Regions from separate parts of the Homo sapiens genome. Here region 2 is linked to region 1. A link is an interaction called in ENCODE POLR2A ChIA-PET data of the cell type or tissue named here. Cell type or tissue: PC-9. All regions are shown on one strand.

What was found. ChIA-PET counts read pairs that join two places held together with the same protein. Peaks named below come from ENCODE experiments on the same cell type or tissue, not always from the same donor. Only the 100,000 strongest peaks of a DNase experiment are listed, where the experiment ranks them.
Region 2: POLR2A ChIA-PET joins it to region 1 with 6 read pairs; 20 of 35 experiments call an interaction of 5 or more read pairs at or near these places.

What each region holds. Positions count from the first base shown.
Region 1 is chr10:74,003,577-74,006,076 of GRCh38, forward strand. All of the region lies in intron 1 of VCL (vinculin), which reads left to right. Among named protein-coding and RNA genes, the nearest start is that of VCL, 6.7 kb to the left of the region's middle. RefSeq lists a silencer at 855-1,149. In PC-9, no CTCF peak of the experiment used is centred here; a DNase peak (open chromatin) is centred at 985.
Region 2 is chr10:73,893,369-73,895,868 of GRCh38, forward strand. No RefSeq gene overlaps it. Among named protein-coding and RNA genes, the nearest start is that of PLAU, 17 kb to the right of the region's middle. In PC-9, no CTCF peak of the experiment used is centred here; DNase peaks (open chromatin) are centred at 243 and 1,363; H3K27ac peaks cover 2,377 bases.

The DNA of each region.
Region 1 (2,500 bases):
CATGAAATATTTATTTTGGGAGTTTTTTGTGGCCTTGACTTTTATGGGCCTCACTTGTATATCATATGTTCTTGGGACCAGCTCTGGGACAAATAGCAGTATTATCTTCACTTTACACTGATAAATGGGAAAGACTGCTCTGCTCTTGTTTTGTTGTTGTTTAGAGATGGAGTCGCTCTGTCGCCCAGGCTGGAGTGCAGTGGTGTGATCATAGCTCACTGCAGCCTCGAACTCCTGGGCCCAACAGATCCTCCCACCTCAGCCTCCTTAGTAGCTGGGACTACAGGGGTGCACCTCCATGCCTGGCTAATTTAAAATTTTTTTTATAGAGATAGGGTTTCACTATATTTCCAAGGCTGGTCTTGAACTCCTGGCCTCAAACAATACTGCTGCCTCAGCCTCCCAAAGTGCTGGGATTATAGGCATGATCCACTGTGTCCAGCCTACTCTGATCTTAAAAGGAGATCAGCAGTTAATTTTGTCATTTGTAATTATCAGTATTAACATCTGAAAATATTTTTGCTTTAAAATTTGGTTGATATTAGACTTTATTTCAGTTAAGTAAATAACAGTGTTTGGGTGGGTGATTTTTTTCTTCTTAATATATTTCTGTATTTTCCAATTTTTGAAAATTAATATATAATTCCTATGCTAAGGAAAAAATAGAGTAAATAAAAAGAATATTTATGTGATCATTTATAGCTCATAAAATACTTTTATATTTATAATCTCATAGCAGTCTATGGGTAGGTATAGTGGTGGTCTCCGTTTTACAGATGAGGGAGGATACTGTAGTTCAGATAAATTAAGTAACCTGCCCACAGTGGCACAGCTGGTTAACCTGGACTTGAACTGTGGTCTGTTGTTCCAGATCCTCTGCTTTTTTTCACACCACCATTCCACATCTACTTAGAGCAAAGTTGTTAAATATCAGTGGAGGTTTCCCACCTAGAATCAGAAGCAACAGGAATGCTGTTAGTCATAGAGGTTCCATTTGTCCTGGGTCTGGCAACAGTATCTGTTTAGAGCCTGGCTTTAGCATAGCCTGCATGAATGGCCTATATGAGAAGAATGATGTGAAGGTAAGCTTGTTTCATAGCCACACCCAATTTCATAGCATTTCTTTTCTTTTCTTTTTTTTTTTTTGAGACGGAGTCTCACTCTCTTGCCCAGGCTGGAGTGCAGTGGTGCGATCTCAGCTCACCGCAACCTCCGCCTCCTGGGTTCAAGCGATTCTCCTGCCTCAGCCTCCCGAGTAGCTGGGATTACAGGCATGCACCACCATGCCTGGCTAATTTTTGTATTTTTAGTGGACACTAGGTTTCACCATGTTGGCCAGGGTGGTCTTGATTTCCTGACCTCAGGCCATCCACCCTCCTCGGCCTCCCAAAGTGCTGCGGTCACAGACATGAGCCACCACGCCTGATCCACAGCATTTCTTTTTTGAGAAATTAGAGTAGATACAGATCAGCACAAAAGTATGCCTGCAAAACAGATGAAGAGTTTTTGTGGTATATGTGCCTGCTTAGCTTGAAGCCTGTTAGAATGAAATCGTATGTAAAATAACTTTGTAGATTACTTGGGGAATCATGAAGTTTCATTTGTAAAGCTGTTGCTACATCAAAAGAGATGTAAGAACGAGACAGATATCTATATCTATAGATAGATATATGTATTTTTCTTTTTTTTCTTTTTTGAGATGCAGTCTCGCCCTGTTGCCCAGGCTGGAGTGCAGTGGTGCGATCTTGGCTCACTGCAACCTCTGCCTCCCAGGTTCAAGCGATTTTCCTGTCTCAGCCTCCTGAGTAGCTGGGATTACAGTCGTGTGCCACCACGCCTGGCTAATTTTTTGTATTTTTAGTAGAGATGGGGTTTCACCATGTTGGCCAGGCTGGTCTCAAACTCCTGACCTCATGTGATCCACCCGCCTTGGCCTCCCAAAGTGCTGGGATTACAGGTGTGAGCCATTGCACCCAGCCAGAGACAGAGATATATTTTGTTCCAATCATTTTTAACATTTACTCATGTGACTGAGAGAACAGAAGATTTTTGGAGATGGGCAGTTATCCGTCGGTATCCATGGGGGATTGGTTGCAGGAACCCCCCTCGGATACCAAAATCTGCAGATACTCAAGTTACTTACATAAAGTGGCATGGTATTTGCATATAACCTATGCACATCCTCCTGTATACTTTGTCATCTCTAGATTACTTATACTGTAATACCTAATATGATGTAAATGTTATAAATAGTTATACTGTTTTTTTAATTTTTATTTTTATTGTTGTATTGTTTTTTATTTTTATTTTTATTTATTTATTTTTTTGAGACAGAGTCTCGCTGTTTCACCCAGGCTGGAGTGCAATTGCACGATCTCAGCTCACTGCAACCTCTGCCTCCCAGATTCAAGAGATTCTCCCACCTCAGCCTCCTGAGTAGTTGGGATTACAGGCACCCACCATAATGCCTGGCTAATTTTTGTATTTTTAGTAGAGACAG
Region 2 (2,500 bases), 110 kb before region 1:
ATACTTGATCCGACTTAACTACTGGGGGTGGGGAAGAAGGATGAAGGAAATGAGATGGTTGCACTACTCCAATGGAACGGACTTGCCAAAGGCCTGTACTTTTGCAGATCTCCAAGGATTTTTTAAATCCCACGCTCTACTTTCCCCCAAACTAAGATCATCGGATTAGAGCCTTAACCAAGGCAGTGTAGCCGCCGCTGAGTCACTACACAGTCCTACTGTACCCCCTCGGGGCTCAGACAGTGGGCACCTCCCAGTTTGGATTCCTATCCTGACCCAAAAACCCCACCCAACTCCCTGCTGTGACCTTGCTCCTTATACTTTCCCTGTCCTCGCCCAAAGCTTTGTTTGACCCCAGTGCCAACCCTGATCTTGATCACAATTGCTTTTACAGCCCTGGTGCCGATCCCAGCAATCCCAACCTTGATTCCCATATATACATATTTTAAAAAAATGTTTGGAGACTGGATCTTGCTATGTTGCCCAGGCCAGTTTCAAACTCCTGTCCTCAAGTGATCCTCCTGCCTCAACCTCCTGAGTAGCTGGGACTACAGATGTGCCACCATGCCTGGCTTTGATTCCCATCTTGACCCTAACCTTGGCCCAGGTATGTCTTTGCTTCTGATCCTGAGTACCTTGTACATCTGTGCATCTATGCCTTTTTTTATTATTAGTTTTGGCTATTTATAAAGCTTTTGCACACATTATTTCATTTGACATTTACAACTTTACATAATCATCCTATCTTACACACGAGAAAACTGAGACTTGTGAAAAATGCCTAAGGCCACACAGCTAGTAAATGGGGGAAACTAGATCAGATTCAGGTCTTCCAGCTTTAAATCCAGCACTACAGGAGCCTGGGTGGCTGAAGCTCCCCATATAGGTCTCCGTTGCCCTTGTGAAGCCATGAGTTCAAAACCAGCATGGGTAACAGAGTGAGCAAAACAAAGGATCTCGGGGTTCTAATAGTAGTGGTGATAACAATAACCTTAGCTTACTGGGGAATTCCCTCATGACAAGCAGAGTGCCAAGAAGCTCTTCATGCACCAGCTATCTTATCCCCACAGCAATGCTATGGAGCTTGATAGCCCCATCTCACAGAGGAAACCATGGCTTATGGAGGTTAACGGCTTATGTGTTTAAGGTAGCACAGCTAACAAGAGTTTGAGCCAGAGTTTCAACCCAAGTCTCTCTGACTTTAATTGCAGTTCACTCCAATCTTTATAAAGAAATGAGATGGGGCAACAGGAAGCAGCTGGAGCCCAGTCTTCTAACCATGGGCCCGCCATACCTTTTGAGCTGTAGTGCCAAATTCCAGGGTATTGTGTTTGATCACCAAAACTGGGTTAAAAATGAGTCAAGCCTTGGCAGAACTGACTCACTGTGGTGTCTGTCAGCTCTAAAAGGAGACAGGAAGCCTCAGAGGGCAACTGCGGACTGACCAGTGGCCAGTGGAAGAAGGTCTCAGAAGCATCCTACCGCAAACCCTGTGGGTGATAAACACAGAAATCCATGTGCCTGCCAAAGAAAAAAAGACTCAGACTCAAAGTTCATTTTTAAAATTAGACCTGCCAGTCCCCATTTCTTTCTCCATACTCAATGTTAAATTGTATTAGATGTGATATTATTGTGGTTATTTATGAGAAAATTTTTGTTCTTAACAGATATAAACTGAAGTGTTTGGGGTGAAGTGTCTCAATGTCTTGCTTTCAAATTGCTAAAGAAAAAATAATTAAAATGAGGTGCATACACATGGCCACCCCGTGTGGAGGGGGCAGGAGACAGAGAAGGCAATTATGAAGAAAGGTGAAAATTGTCAGCCCTATCCGTAGCAGAACTCCATTTGAGTCAACTTCTCTTTCTTTCTTTTTTTTTTTTTTTGAGACGGAGTCTCACTCTGTCCCCCAGACTGGAATGCAGTGGTGCAATCTCGGCTCACTGCAAGCTCCACCTCCCGGGTTCACGCCATTCTCCTGGCTCAGCCTCCCAAGTAGCTGGGACTACAGGCGCCCGCCACCACGCCCGGCTAATATTTTGCATTTTTAGTAGAGACAGGGTTTCACCGTGTTAGCCAGGATAGTCTCGATCTCCTGACCTCGTGATCCACCCGCCTTGGCCTCCCAAAGTGCTAGGATTACAGGTGTGAGCCATAGTGCCCAGCTGGGTCAACTTCTCTTTCATCTCTAACACTCACACTTGATCCTTGTCCCTTGCCAGCAGGTTCTTTATCTCCATCCCAGTCCCCACCCCCATCTCAGTTCACATCACTGAATGTCGTTGCTGCTGTCTTCTCACGTCTCTGAGTCTCAGTCTCAGAGTCTGCTAGATCCTTCTGTTGTGGGATCCTTTTGTTTTGGGTAACTTTTTTTGTAGCAAAATATATCAACATAAAATTTACCATTTTATTTTATTTTATTTTATTTTTATTTTTTGAGATGAAGTCTCAGGCACTGTTGCCCAGGCTGGAGCATAGTGGCACCATCTTGACTCACTGCAA